Linked DNA regions of Mus musculus: region 1 is linked to region 2. A link is a loop called in an ENCODE intact Hi-C map of the cell type or tissue named here. Cell type or tissue: heart. All regions are shown on one strand.

What was found. A loop is a pair of places that touch in the nucleus more often than their neighbours do. Peaks named below come from ENCODE experiments on the same cell type or tissue, not always from the same donor. Only the 100,000 strongest peaks of a DNase experiment are listed, where the experiment ranks them.
Region 1: it touches region 2 in a loop (4-fold over the local background); 4 of 42 quality-filtered maps call a loop at or near these places.

What each region holds. Positions count from the first base shown.
Region 1 is chr1:40,674,212-40,682,211 of GRCm38, reverse strand. It overlaps Slc9a2 (solute carrier family 9 (sodium/hydrogen exchanger), member 2), which reads right to left and starts at 500. Exons shown (of 12, transcript NM_001033289.2): 1 at 47-500. The coding sequence starts at 338. In heart, a CTCF peak has its summit at 4,702; no DNase peak of the experiment used is centred here; H3K4me3 peaks cover 1,986 bases; H3K27ac peaks cover 1,000 bases; H3K27me3 peaks cover 5,566 bases.
Region 2 is chr1:40,576,223-40,584,222 of GRCm38, reverse strand. Slc9a4 (solute carrier family 9 (sodium/hydrogen exchanger), member 4) reads right to left here and starts at 3,996. Exons shown (of 12, transcript NM_177084.3): 1 at 3,452-3,996; 2 at 1-364. The coding sequence starts at 3,707. Gm35801 (predicted gene, 35801) reads left to right here and starts at 3,561. Exons shown (of 2, transcript NR_168311.1): 1 at 3,561-3,767. In heart, a CTCF peak has its summit at 4,262 (motif pointing left); no DNase peak of the experiment used is centred here; H3K27me3 peaks cover 549 bases.

The DNA.
Region 1 (8,000 bases), 98 kb before region 2:
CCCAGTCTGATCGTCCCCGCCCCCACCCACGGGTACAGTTCCTTACCAATCTTGGCCAAGGAGGCCAGTAGGATCCACAAAGTGATCTCGAAAGGGATTTGCACGTGGGGGTAATCCAGGGTGAACACGGGCAACCGACTTTCCTCGAACGGCGTCGTTCCCGGGGCCACCACACTGGCAGGACTTGGCGGGTTGGAGCTGGCACCCCTGGCCCTGGGTGCGTCCAGCAGGGTCTCGGCCAGCGCGCCCGCCGGCACTGCCACCTGCAGAGACAGCAGCAGCAGCAGCAGCCAAGACAGTGGCGCCCGCACGCTGTGCGCGGTGCCCCGGGGGCCCATGGGGTCGGCAGCTATGAGCGCAGCAGAGGACGCTGGTGTAGGATCTGGGTTCCCTCAGAGCATCGCGGGAGGGACAGCACTACTAACTCAACGGGACTGCGAGAGTACCACACCACCGCCTCCACGGGGTCGGGGCCCTGTCGCCAACCAGTTCGGTGGGTGTGAACCTCGCAGGGCCCGGAGGGGAGCGCGCAGCGACAGGAGGCCACTGCGCGGTCCCTCGGCCGCGCTCAGCCTTGCTCAGCCGCCCTCCGCCGCCGGCCGCCCTCCCATGCCTGGCAGCTACAGGCCCTGCCCGGGGCGGCCCGAGGGCGGGCGGGGACGGGGACGGGGGCGGGGCGGGGCGGGCGCGGCGCCCCGGTGGCGGGGCGGGAGGACGCGGAGACCCGGTGCGACGCGCACCTGCCGCAACCCACAGTCGACGCGGGGGCGAAGGTCGCGCCGCTCTCTAGCCCGCCCGCGGACCAAGAGCCGCTGTTCTTGGGAGCCCGGGAGCTGTGGGTGCACTAGGTGCTCGGTGCGCACGGTGGCCTGAGCTGTCCCCGCCCCGGAGGCAGCGTCGGCCGTCCATCAGGGCTGGGACCGACGCGACCCACGCGTCGCGCCCTGCCCCCTCCCCCCGCAGGCTCCTGCAAGGAGACACCCCGGGGCGCTGGCACGCGAGGAGGCGCCGCGGGCTCAGGCAGGGAGGCGACGCCGGGCGCGGAGGAACTGGGGAGCCTTCGCCACTGCTGGGTCTGCAGAGACCGACTCACCGAGGGGAGCCTCTCGGGGCCTCGGAAAGATGAGAAGGAAGAGCAAAGCACCTTGAACACAGCCTGTTCTCTGCGCACCGAAACTCCCGGTTGAGAACTCAGCGCTCCCACGCTCTCCCAGAACCCTTGTCTTTCCGCTTTTCCACTCCTTGTAACAGTGTGCACTCCACTTTTCTTCCCTCCCCCAGCTTTGGGGACGAAAAAGTCTCTGTTTTTAGGCTTCGAGGTGAATCTGTCTGAGGGCATCAGAAACATAACTATTTCGTGGAAAACCAGTGATTTGCCTAGCTTAGACGGACTTGTTCGGCTAATTACAGGATGGACTGCGGTTTGGAAAAGCGGGATTCTCCCAGCGCCAACTGGCCCTTCTCCCGAGCCCGACCTTCCGCAGGGGCATTGCCAGGTGCCCTGCCTGCGATCCCACTGTCCCGGTGTCCTCACGGTGAGAAACTGAAAGGAACCGAAACCAAACCATCTGCCTCCCAGTTAACCCACACGGTTTCCCCTAAACGTATAAAATAAAAATTCTTATCTTTCCCACAGGGTTCCGGCTCTTGTTTATACACCCCTCAGTCTGACACAGAAAGGTCTAACAGAATCTGTGAGATGTCAGTCGTCGGAGGCCATCTGAATAGAGGCAAGCAAGGAACCTTTGAGTCTGGGAAAGGCAGGGACCATTCTAGCCCGAAGTAGAATGGGTCTCAGGGTTGATACAGAATCGGCACAGAATGTATCAGTTTTCCAGCTTTGAAGTGGAACTGCCTGTGAAGATTCTGTTTCCTTGTAAAGATTTACTGAAACAGGCAGAGCCTAACCCTTTTCCTCCCTGCTGGGCATTTGCATATCAACGACTGATTCTCCCATCTCTTTTCTAAGAAAGGACTTGTTAACTAAGTGTTTTCTTTCTCGAATTGCCTTTCTCTCCAGAAGAGGCGCTGGGAAAGCACTTTCACTTGAATTTTTGGTTATCACAAATACCGAAGTTGGGAGGGAAAAACTGTATCTGTTTTACAGGTGAAGCACTGCACACACACGAACACCCTTCTAGATTAAAGTTCTAGAAGGTATCCACACCCAGGCCTGACCTTGCTAAAGCTGGTTCCACCCCACACTACCAATTTTAGATTATTTATCAAATAGAACAATGAAGAATATTTTAGGGGTCGTTTAAGAGCATAACTCTTAATAGGATGAAGTTCTGCGGAGAGTAAGCAGCACACAGTCAGACAGTTATTCTTAGATGTTGTGACATCACAGGAGGGCAAGCACGCAGTCAGACAGTTATTCCTAGGCGTGAGAATGTTGAGAACGACTGTGCATCGTAGGATAAATGACATTCCACCTCACTGTCTAGAGTATCTACACAGGTCACAGATGCTGGAGTCACTGTCCTTTGTAAATCTCTGCTACTGCAAAGACTAATCGGTTTTTGTAAAACTTGGGAAAATCTTTTTATTCAGTCTTGTGGGTGATAAAGAGGAGATAAAGAGCAACCTGCTGGGGCTGGGGAATGGCTCAGCCCATGAAGAGCCAGCATGTAGACTTGAGTTTGAATCCCAGAATCCATGTGGTGGTATCACACATTGTGAGCCCAGTATTCCTCTGGAGAAAGACCTGAGGCAGGAGAATCCCAGGTGCTCCCAAGCCAGAGAGAAGTGAACAATAATAGACCCCTTTCAAACAAGGGACAGGGCGAGGACCAACAAATACCTGAGCCTGTCCTATGAACTTCAGCCATGTACCACACACGCGCGCGCACACACACACACACACACACACACACACACACACACACACTTTCATCTTTTACCCAAAGCAAAGAAAGAAAGAATTACATGTATCCTGTTATGCTTACATCTTAAATCTGTCTCAGTGTTACATACACTAAAAGCTGGTCACTAAGAGGAGTGGTGTTACATGGCTGTGGACCCTTAGGAGGTGAGCCCTAAGGGTAAGAAGTTAGGTCATTGAGGGCAAAACCTTGAAGAGCATTTTGGGGTGCTGGGACATCTCTCTGTCACTTCCTGGTCACCTGAGTTATGTAGCTTTCTCTGTCATGTGTCCTGTTGCTTTGCCACAGACCACAAAGCAATGGCATCAACTAACCCTGGACTGAATGCTCTTCACTGAAGGCTAAAACAAATCTTTAATCCTTTATCCTTTTCCTTGGTATGGTGTTTGACACAGTGAGGAAAGTTAGGGTGGCACCGCTGTTACCATTGGCTTGGCCATTTCCCCAAAGGGTCCTATGGAGGAGCTCAGCCCCTGAGACCTCTGCTTTCAGCTGTACCCACAGAATGACTGAAAGCAACAGTTAGATATTGTCTGGACTAACTTAAAACGTGTTAGTGGCTTTTCCAGTACCATTTAAAAAGACCATGATCTTCCAGTGATTTTCCCAGTGACCTGGGTTTCTTCCTCCCACTCCCCTTCTCTAACTCCCATCTTCTATGAACGGTCTCACTGCTCCTCCTTCAGGGCCTTTGCTCATTCTGTTACTGGTACAAAGGAGTAGCACCTCACATTTTGCTGAGTCTTTTTTGAGGACTGAACTCAAAGGTAACTGACTTCAAGACATCTTACCTCACACTTACACTGCTTTAACGCCCTTAGCTATATCTCCTGTAACTTCTCAGAGACTGATCACTGTATTTTCCCGCACTACGCGGCTCTCATAAAAGTGTTGACAAGTGGTTGACCTGCTTGATGCAACTTACTCTTGATTCCAAGCACAGGGTGAGGAACATGAGATTGCCACACACGTGCCGGAGCAATACAAGTATGGCTTGACAAGAAGTCTTGAGGCGTCAGTTCTTCCTCATGGTGGGCACCCTCACACTGGAGAGAGACACAAGGTCTCTCTGGCATCCCGAGACACATTTCTATCTAGTGCTTTATGACTCATGCTGAGGGCTTTGTGCCTCTATCCTTCCCTACCAAGATGTTGTGAGGACCTAACCGCACTGGAAGAGCTCTAGATATTTCCAGGAATTATAATTACAGGTTTGAGACTCTTTCCCTCAAGTAACACTAAAGTGCTTACAATTCTTCTCAGTGATACTCTGGCTCCATCACCTCTCACCTCTAATGGTCTGTTAGAACATCAGTGCAGTTAGTGGAGACCATTGACAAGAATCATTCCTACCGCCTTCAAGCAGGCCAGGGTCCTGGGACTATTTAAAGATGAAGACTGGCAAGGCATTTAGTACAATTTCTAGATACAAGAGAAAGCAGCTAGGAAAATAATCCTAAATTACCAAGAGAAAAGATGCCCATAAAAATAATAGTGTTGAGATTAGAGCCATTATTGAACACTAAAACAACAACAACAAAAAAGGAACAACGAAAAATTAGTTTTATTCCCCAGCCTCTGCTTCAGCAACGTCTGGAGGATGCCTATGTTAGCAGCCATACTGAGTTTGGGTTAGAGAAGAGTTGGGTATCTGTTTCTTCCATGTGAAGAAACAGCCTGGGACTCCATACCCTACCAACTGTGCAAATCACTCTTTGAAAGAATTCCAGCAGGCTGAGTATGTCATCACTATCATTGTGATGAACGAATGGGATGCTAACTGCTTGTGAGTGGTAGTGGCCCCCTGGTGCCACAGCAGGGCGCCAGTGCTCTCTTTCCAGGACAGTCCTAGTGTAGGTCTACTAAACTAGCCCAGCCTGAGCTAGATCGCTGGGCAGGAACCCGAGAATGACTCCACTAGACAATGCTGGCTCCGGGTCTGCATTCCACAATACCTAAGACCAGAAGCACTGGGATTTAGGATTCCTCCACCCATATTTGGGGACACTTGCATGAATGTAAAGTGTTGTTTAGTATGCTTGTGCTGTCACTTCGATCCCTGACATTGGGTCAATTTTCCACTTGTACACTCTTGTCAGCATTCAAAACACTACAGCTTTTTTAGGGTTTTGTTACAGATTTTTAAATAGACATTCAACCTGTCCTACCATGCTCTCCACAAACCCTGATGATCTTGACATGTTAAGACATCACGCTATTCACATTTGTGAAATGGTCACATTTTAAAGTCTCCCTTTTTTGAAATGTACATAATCAAACATGTAACCTTGAGCTTTGTAATGATCTTTCAATTCAAAATCTTTATCTGCAAAAGTTGATACCCATATTGTGGCTGGTGATAATTTCTCGGTCATAGTTAACACTTACCGAACTATAAACTGGTACGTCTCTCTCTCTCTCTCTCTCTCTCTCTCTCTCTCTCTCTCTCTGTGTGTGTGTGTGTGTGTGTGTGTGTGTGTGTGTGTGTGTGTGTGTGTGTGTGTGTGTGATCCCTTTTCCATCTTTGAACACAGTATGTTTCTATGTACCCTAGGCTGGCTTGGAACTCATGATCTCCCTCTCTCATTATCAGGTCTGCTGGAATGATAGGTGGGTAGGACCAGATTCAGTCTCAAGTTTGTTTTAGGAAACTTAGTCTGAAGGATGGTGGTGCATAACTATAAGCTGAGGAACAAGGATGCCACATTAAAGGTTAACTTTATATAGTAAGATCCTGCGTTAACCAAGAAATGCATGAATAAAACAGTAAATAAATAAATAGATGGAGAACAAGTCAACAGAAACTCAAACTTATCTAAAGCTTTCCCACTGTGTGAACTTTTAATTAATGTGAATAAAATTAACTGCACACCTCTCTTTTTGACCAAAGCTATGTCTTTCACTCAACAGAGAAATGACTTCTTAATGGAAACTGCCTTCTGCAGACTTGAGTTCACAAGTAAAAATGATATTTTCACACTGAATTCCCAAAGTGCCATGTGGGTAACCAAAGAAATTACTTCAGTTATTCAAGCTTTGAGCTGCTCTGTGTTCTGCTCATCCTTCATAAAACCCAGGACTTGGAGAAAGACTGTAACTAACATGTAAACTACGTTACATTGCAACTATGTATATATACAATGTAACTATGCAAAGGCAAATGCAGGTTCCCCATGGCTCATCTCCTTCCAGGTACTGTGAAGTTCTCTATGACAGGAAGGATGCTTCCTGCTCCTTACCCCTGTATGCACCATCTGAACTCAGAGATGCAACACAGAGATGCAACTTCAGTACCACCGAGCATGTGAAGGCACATCCCTCACCAACTCACCGAATATTTAAGTCTCCCTCTATTTGGTGGTCACCTACAATTAAAACACTCTCTGTGTCTTTGGGCAAATGAGGAAGCCATAGCGGCTCATGATGAACATGTTTCTGAAAGAGCAGTGGAACAGAAAACACTTGTTGACAAACAGGTGCCCTGCCTGCTGGTCTACAGTTTAACCAGCTGCCATTGTATCAGAAACCTGATCAAACTGCTGTGGTTTGTGTCCCTAGGAAGCTCATGATTTGGAGAGTCCATACTCAGGTGAGCAGCTCTGAGAGGCAGGACGTTGGTAGGTGATTAGCTTAAGAAGTCCCACTGTCTGTCGTTAACAGGCTGTTCCATCCATAGAGTAAGATGTCATCAGGTTTACCTTGGGAGTGGGTATTGTGAGAGGTGAGCTCTTTCTGGCACACTTGTTCTGTCTCATCATTGTTGCTCTCTGCCATACTTTGAAACAGCAAGAATAATAACCCATTCTTTATCAATGCTACACTTAGCCATTGTGTTATAGCAACCAAAACCCAAAACAAACAAAACAAAAAAACTAAGATCCTTACAAACACAATCCTAGAAACAGAATAGAGAGTCCAGAGACTATACAATTTAAAACACATCAGTTTTTAAAGCCAGTCCTGGTGATGAAGACAGTAATTGCAGCTATGGAAGGCTGAGGCGGGGGGGGGGGGGGGGGGATGGCAAGTTGAAGGCCACTCTAAGCAACTTAGTGAGATTTTTATCTGGAAATAGAAAGTTACAAGGGAGTTTTGGAGATGTAGCTCAATGACAGAGTGCTTGCTGAGTGTGAACGAAGCTGTGGGTTTAGTTCTTAAGTCCTCAGTAACACACACATTCACACACACTCACGCACACACATAGAATCTAGCACACACACATTCACACACACATACACATAGAAACTGGCACACACCCATTCACACACACACACACATAGAAACTAACACACACACATTCACACACACATAGAAACAAGCACACGCATTCACACATACACATTCACACATATAAAACAAGCACACAGGTGCACACACACATTCACACACACATATGCACACATATAAAAACAAACACATGTGCAAACACATTCATACACACACACACACACACACACACATACATGCACAGATACACACAGAGACCAGTTTTCATTTCTGTACCTCTGTCAACTTCCAACTTGCTTTTCGACTTAGCCTTCTAATGTTTGTGAGTCATGTAAGTGCATTCTGAATATGTATTTGTGCAGCTCATGATGAGTAAAGGTCACCCCGAGTTGGCTCAGACAAGGAGTTTTCTGTGGGTTTCTGATGGGTCCTCGTTAGAGAAGAGGAGACACTGGATAAAACCTGCAGTCCGAACTACCCTGCAACCTCTGAACTCCTACTCTTCGTAGACTTGGCATTAAAGCCTAAAGAACAACAATATTGATTATAACTTAGCCTGTCCCTCATTGTGTTCTGTTTGTCACTCATCTCTGTTTGCTTCTGTCCACCCTTCCCTCAAGTTAGTCATATAACTCCAAATTTAATACATTTAGAACCTACTATGTTGGAAGTATTCATTCCTGTATGAAAAATAAAGATGTACCAGGTACACCGAGCCCTTGACAACTACAAAACATGATATAATTTTAGCAAAAGTAACATATAAGGAGTGTACACCCTGAGGCTGGCTAATTTTCAAGCATTGTCGCTACCATCTCATTAAATACTTGTACCTGAAAATTATAGATACATTGCACAAGTTCACACACGTAGACCAAATCTTAAACC
Region 2 (8,000 bases):
TCGACCGCTGAGATGAGGCTGCCAAATAGCAGATTGTGTAGCAGGTTGATGTCACCAAGGCCAAAGGCCTTGATCTGACAGATGAAGTAGAGAGAGAGCCCAATGCCAAAGGCATTGATCAGGGCTCCCAGGCCTGCCCACCACAGGATGGAGCCAATATTCTCAAAGAAGGGCCTGGTGGGCATGAAGTAGCCGCTTTCCAACACAATAGGTGGGAGAAGGTAGAGGAAGTAAATGCTTGAATCCATGACCGGAGGCGATTTGTGGTGGGTGCCAAAAATGATGCCGCCCACCAGAGCTCCCACGATGATGAGGAGGCAGCTCTCTGGCATGAGGTGCGGCAGCCTGTGGTAAAGATGGAAACCTGGGAACACAGAGGGTGGGACCATAATCTGCCAATGAACAGGACTGGGTCTAGCCAGATTGATCTAGCCCAACCTTCCTAATGCTATCCTTTAATGCAGTTCCTCATGTGGTGGTGAACCCAATCATAAAATTATTTTTGCTGATACTTCATAACTATAATATTGCTACTGTTAGGCATTTTAATGTAAATATTAAAATCCATAATTGTAATGTTGTGGAGGTTCATCTGGAAAGAAACACCTCGATTTCATTACATATTTGATTTTGGGGTGACTTTAGGTCAGTATTTTAGAAACCTTTTTATTGTTGTTGCTAAATTCTTCATGATTTGCCACATTCCACTGCACAAGCACAGGACAAGGTTCGGAGCTGGGGTTTCCAAACCCTGTGTACCTTACTCTTAGTTCTGCCTAAGATGTGTAAGGCACTCAAGGTACCCCATGGATTAAACTAAAGATGTTTATTGAGAATTTGGTTGTAAAGACCAGCATGCTGTTGAATTTGATAAGGTGGAAAGCCAAAGGTGTAGATTACACTGCAACTCCCACTGTTGGCAAAGATTTAATAGTGAGAAATGAATAACTGAGAAGGTTGAAATAGTATGGCATATGAGGTTGTACTGGCTGGTTTGTGTCAACTTGACGGGAGCTAATGTCATCAGATAGGAAGGAGCTTCAGTTGAGGAAATGTCTCCATGAGATCCAACTGTAAGACATTTTCTCAATTAGTGATCAATGTGGGGGAGGGATCCTCAGAGCATTGTGGGTAGAACCATTTCTAAGCTGGTGATGACACTGAGTTCTATTATAAGAAAGGAGGTTGAGCAAGAGATGAGGAGCAAGCCAGTAAGCAGCATTCCTCCATAGCCTTGCATCAGCTCCTGCCTCCAGGTCCCTGCCCTGACCTCCTTCAATAATGAACAGCAAAATGTAGTGTAAGCCAAATAAACCCTTTTTCCCCCCAACTTGATTTTTGGTCATGGTGTTTCATTGCAGCAATAGAAACCCTAACTTAGACAGAGCTGAAATACACTACAAATACAAAGGTATCAGAACTCAGTGGTTCACCATGGGGCTCCCAAAGCAACATGGCGCTTTGGCAGTCCTGCCAGAAATGCATCCATCCTTTAATATAGCCAATCAAAATCCTTTGCAATCAGGTTCCCTTTTCCTGTCTTGCTCATCTGTTTTTCCTGCTTGAATTGTCCTTATTATTTGCCTTTCAGACTTTGATGCTAAGCCTTTCCCATTCCCCACCAGAAGAATTAATGTCTTCCTCGAAACTACCAGAACAATTTATCTCCCTAATGCTTGTTTAGTAACAATGATCCCAATCTACAACATGTGTACATTACTTACCTGCACTAGTTTATAAATTTCCCCAAATTAAATAGATGATTTATGTCATTACATTACTTAGCAAAAACCCACATCTCAGTCTGTGTGATAGCTGGCTGTAAAACTGTACAACTGAATGAACTAACTGGTCATCAGGGATGCTTTCATGTGGACAGTAACCAGGTGCTTCTGGAAACACTAAGATTCTCAGAGTTGGATAACAGAATGAGAAGCATTGTAGAGAGGGGAGCTTGGGGTAGGATTGGTCCTGGCAGACACTTCTCCCCCTCATTGAGAGATGATCCACTTGGCTTGAGCAAACTGTGGATTGGGAAAATTAAGGAGAAGTTGGAAGATGATGTTGTCCCATATAGTGGAGAGCTTAACTTCCAAATTAATTAAGGTAGATTTCTTTCCATACACTATGAGGAACCAGTGAATGTCTCCTTGGAGAATTTTACATTTAGCTGTATAAAGAGAAGATGTGGGTCCCCCACTGCACCATTTTGAACTTATGTTCTATGCATAAGCAGGTTGATGCAGTTGAGCATAATTTTCACCAAAAGACATTACTCTCAGCAAGACTTCACTGTGTTAAGACCAGCTCAAGACCTTCTAAAGCCCTATATTCTTTGTTTTCTAATCACAACTTCCTTGGTCTCTTTTTGTCCTTCTTCGCCAGCTATATTTTTGCCTTTCAATTGATGTTTATTTTAATCAAAATTAACTTCTAAATTATGTCATGGCATAGAGGAGCCTAGAATGTGTTTTCTTGGGCCTGTGTTTCACCATTCCAGTCTTGTTTCCTTGAACTGGGAGCTCCCTGAAATGGATCCAGTGTCTGCCTGCCTTAAGGCAAAGTAGACCTGTGGGGCTGTGGCAGGAACAGGCCACAGGCTCGTCACATTGCAGTGAAAAGGACTTGGTGCATTTTACACTTTGAAACACCTGCCCACTATCATGAAGGGCAGCAGAGTTGCAGAGGCAGTTACTTTCAACTCTTACAATTCCAGTGTTTCAAAGGGAAATGCAAAGAAACAACATCCCATCCCCAGAAGTGGAAGATTCCATTTCATTTCAATGTTATTCTTCCAGATGTTTCCAGGAACAGTTCCCATAATATTCTAAGAAGAAAAAGAACTTGCAAAGTCAGAAGTGACTTTAATTATTTTTGTTGTATAATATCTGTGTAAGCAAACTGCTAGAGATGTCTCCCAACTAACAAAATTACAGTTCTGTGGCTAGGAATGAGTAAAAGACTATGTTAGAAAATAAATGTTATCTACAGGGGAACACCAGGGCCAAGAAGTGGGAGTGGGTGGGTAGGGGAGCAGGGTTGGGGGAAGGTATAGGGGACTTTCAGGATAGCATTTGAAATGTAAATGAAGAAAATACCTAATAAAAAGGGGGGGGAAGGGGAATGTTATGTAGTCTTCAGTATTTCCTGAATACTGTACACTTTACATTTTATATTCTTTTAAACATATAGCATAAGATTTTTATATGACAAAGAAAACACATGGTTATCTTTTTGAAATATGAAGTCAAAACCATGCAGGACCTGGAAGTATGCGTTTAAATTTCAAACACAATCCTGAAACATTAAACAGCCACACTTCAGGGAAATGCGCACTACAAGTAGCAGTTACTGTCTACTTAACTCATCGTAGTCTGTCATGTAAGAGATGTTCATACATGACAACTCAGGTAAGAAACAATCCTCCCTCAACCTGTGCTAGAGGACTTACCTATCTTGGCAAGAGATGCGAGCAGTATCCAGAGGGTGACTTCATAAGGGATTTGAACATAGTCATAATCCAGTTCAAAAACAGATATCCCTTCATCGGGGTCTGAGCTAGAAGCAGCAAACCGAGCATCAGGTGCCTGCTGGGCAGTGGGATTGGAGGACTCATTAACATACGATGTTGCTTCGGAACGTGTAAGGACCGCCAGCAGTAGTAACCAGTTCCATAAACGAAAAGCCATAAACATTGCAGGACCCATGCCTGTGCGACTCTGACTTCGCACCTGGGTCCTGATGTATGCCACGCCTCTGCGGCACAGGTGAGTTTCCAGCTGCACTATCTGACCGAGAGGCAATCTATTTGCAATCCAGAAGTCATTTCCAAAGAGGTCCGGTGCGATGACTCTGCAGGTGCGTCCTTTCAAATCTTCTTAAAATCTACTGTGTTCAGGCAGCTCAGTTCTGGGCTCAAAGAGATATCTATAAAGAGAAATCAATCCCTCTTCATTCGAAACTGTTTCCTCATTCTCTGAACACTGGCTTCATCTTGTGAGTGTAAATTGGGAAGAGACTCATTCCGAGAAACACTGAAGTCCTTTATAAGGAAAGGATTCCTTTCTGCCCTGTTGGATCCCAGGAAGGAGCCACCTGTCCCACACCTGAGCCTCCTCACCTCCCGAGATTCTGTCTCACCTGTTTTGAACCGGTCAAAGCCGCAGGTAGCTTTTGAACCACACTTTAATTATTTGCTTTGATTTGACTTTTGTAATGAAATGCTTGTTCCGAAGGTTCTTGGCAGGCTACACTACTGACACCTAGTGGGCACCTGCAACATATCAGCCTTTGTGGCTGATAAGGACCAAGTTGCTGTCTGTTGGGTTAGCGCTCAAACCAAAGTATTTTTGAGGATGAAGAGCTGTTAGGAATTGCGCCAGGCCATGAGGACGAAATAGCACTGTCCTGGAAGACCCATAAGACTGTCTTCACAGACAAGGGAGGAGGAAGTGGCAAAGCAATGAAGATAATGAATACTTGATTTCCTGGCCAATAAATTATGGAAGAAACAAAGCTCCAGCTTTCTCTAAGCTCCACAGTGAGTTTCTCAAAGGGAAGAAACCAAAATGAGAAACTTCATGAATGTGTCTGAAAACTCAGTTGGAAAAATGTTCTCAAATACTCAAACCCAGTAGCTAACCATTGTGCCATTGTGCTCTGTCTGTACAAAAGAAGTGTCTACACAGCCTAGCTATGAGGTCCAGAATGGATTTTGTCAAAGGTTCTTTATCTGGAAGTGGGTAGTTGCATTGGGCCAGTGGAGCAGATAGGACAGTAAATAAAATTGAGAAGAAGAGGAGGAGGAGAAGGAGGAGGAAGAGGAGGAGGGGAGAGAAGGAACTTCAAAAGGCCCAAATTGCCTACAGATTTAATGTGTATTTTTCTAAAGACAACTGAAGCAAGGATGTAAAAACAACTAACGAGCTCTGCTTGAGGCCACAGCATCACTTTGAACTTTACCACGTCATCTCCCTTCCTTGTCAATTGCACCTTACAAAACCACCTTTTGATCCACTTACAAATGGAAATTATTTTTTTAAAGACTATTTATTTTATGTATATGAGTACACTATAGCTGTCTACAGACACAACAGAAGAGGGCATCAGATCCCATTACAGATGGTTGTGAGTCACCATATGGTTGCTGGGATTTGAACTCAGGACCTCTGGAAGAGCAGTCAGTGCTCTTAACCCCTGAGCTATCTCTCCAGCCTGGAAATCCTTTAAGACAGAAGATAGAAAGTAACAGCATGGAACGTAAATAGAACAACAACAGCATGGTCAGAGGGATGGGTTAGTTTTACAAATAGCCACTAGGTAGCATTTGATGTAACTATGAATTTCATTGGACATACAGGGGCTATCTTAGACAAAGGAAAGCATCAAGCAGATAGGTAAGCGTGTGTCAACCATGGATTTACAAAGTACAATTAACTCCAGGGAGAGAAGTTGGATTAATTTCAACATAATGTAATATGATAGGATGAAAGTCAAAGTCATACAGATCTCTTAAATAAACTGAGAAAAAAGAAACAGACCAAATCAACATGTTTTCATTTTTAAAAAAACAGACTAAATATCCCAAAAGCTGTTGCCTGTATGTTGGATATGTTCTTCTAACTGGGCTGCCTCATCTGGCCTCAGTGGGAGAGGAAATGCCTTGCAGAGACTTGAAGTACCAGGGTGTGGAGCGGGTGGGGGAAATACCCACCCAGGAAGAGTCCCACCTGCTCAGAGGAGAAGAGGAAGGAATGGGCAAAAAATAGTGGGAGGGGGTGACCAGAATCAGGGCAGTGAGCAGGATATAAAGTGAATAAGTACAAATAAATAAATAAATAAATAAATAAATAAATAAATAAATCAGGGCAGTGAGCAGGATATAAAGTGAATAAGTACAAATAAATAAATAAATAAGGTGGGAACAGCCACCAAAATGGGAGAAGAGGGAGATTCCTGATATAACATTCACAAGCAATAATTTATTTCTTGTCAAAAACTGACATTTTCTCCCAATCAAGCTGTTCCATTGAACACACCATGCAGGCTCTATCCAGGGTGGTTAAGCAATAAAGAAAAGGATACCCAGGTTGGCTTGAGAAAATAAAATTCTTCCTATATACATATGATATAATCTTTTTAATGGGGAATCATTAATAATTGACTAAAAAACTGTTAGATCTACTTAAGGAGCTTGTTACCAGAGTAGTCAGAACCAGTTCCTGGGTCCTGGCAGGCCTGACAGGCTAAGCTCAGACACCTGTCCCACTATACCAGTGAGATAAGCAATATTGAAAAGCAGAGAGAGGAGATGTATTCAGTGTCAGAGAGATGTGATGTATTCAATGTCAGAGAGAGGAGATGTATTCAATGTCAGAGAGAGGAGATGTATTCAATGTGGCCATGTGGGGGAAAGAACAGAGGTCCCATGACACTGTCACCCCCCCCCCCGCCCCCCATCCACCACATCCATCTTCTGAGGTTCTGATGTGATGTTTGGTTTTAACAGAGGGCGAGAAAGCTGCATCACTAAACAGTCCCCATCAGGGTATTTTTGCCCATACTTCCCATGTCAGTTGTCTCCACTCTAGGCCCTCCATGATAGTGCCCTGGCGTATGAAATCTCTTTCCTGGAAACAAGTTCTTCCTCTTCCTGGAAGCAGGATTTAGCCATTTTCTTCTCCAAGTTTGAGCTTCTTGTGGGGAAGTTCCAATTATTGATAGCTGAAGAAAGGGGAGCAATTTTCTCTTAAGAACACCTTCACACCTGTTTATAGATATAGTTCTTAGAATTCCAGTGTCCAGTATCTTTTCTTTTTTTTTTTTTTTTAGGGCACTATTTGGAGTTCATAATGTTAGGCCATGCCTAACTCTCTGTGCTTAGTGTGACTAACCATAATACCATTGGGAACATGTAAACACAGGTCTGGACAAGCTTTATACTATAAACAAATTTAGTTTGAAGAACATCAGCTTAGTTAGGTGTCCTCAAATGCTTTGAATTATTGAAGGTGATAGTGTGCATAAAACCAGGGTTCCTATGAGATTACAGTTGACCTTGCTCCCAGAGAGGACTGTTTTTTGTTTGTTTGTTTGTTTGGTTGGTTGGTTGGTTTTGGTTTTTTTTATATAAACCTTACTTTTTTATTTAAATGAGTATGGTTTAAAAAATCAAAATGTATAGGGTTTTTTCCTTTTTTTATTAATTAGGTATTTTCTTCATTTACATTTCCAATGCTACCCCATAAGTCCCCCAAACCCTCCCCCCATCCCTCTCCTCGCCCCACTCCCACTTTTTGGCCCTGGCATTCCCCTGTACTGAGGCATATAAAGTTTGCAAGACCGATGGGCCTCTCTTTCCACTGATGGCCAACTAGGTCATCTTCTGATACATATGCAGCTAGAGACACGAGCTCCGGGGGGTACTGGTTAGTTCATATTGTTGTTCCACCTATAGGGTTGCAGACCCCTTTAGCTCCTTGGGTACTTTCTCTAGCTGAGAGGACTGTTTTTAGAGACAGCCTTTCTCCCAAGATAATCTGTCTTGCCTGAAGCACACAATTCCAGGAAAGAAAGTCCACAGGTAGCAGCTGTATCAACTTTCTCATTTTAAAGACGTCCCCATACCTACATAAATGGTCTTAGCTATCTTTGTCTCTACATTGGACCTCCATGCAATGGAAGATCATCTGTCCTTTCCTGGGTGAAATAAACAGCTTCATCTGGTCTCTCTCTACCTTCTGTCCTTATAAACTTTACAAATGACAGAATAATTACTTAATGCAAGAGGCATAAATACATATAAAAGAGCTAGCATAAATAGCGTCACCAGAAAGTTTAAGAAATTCTATCTGGGTCTGCACATGTTACCAAGACAATTGTGGTTCTGTCTTTGGGTTCTTAGTCAGACTAATAAGAGCATTTAAGGAAAGATTCAGAAGGAAGCTTGAGAAAAAAAATTATTAGATTTTAAAAGAAAAACAACAGGGAAGTCAAGGCTG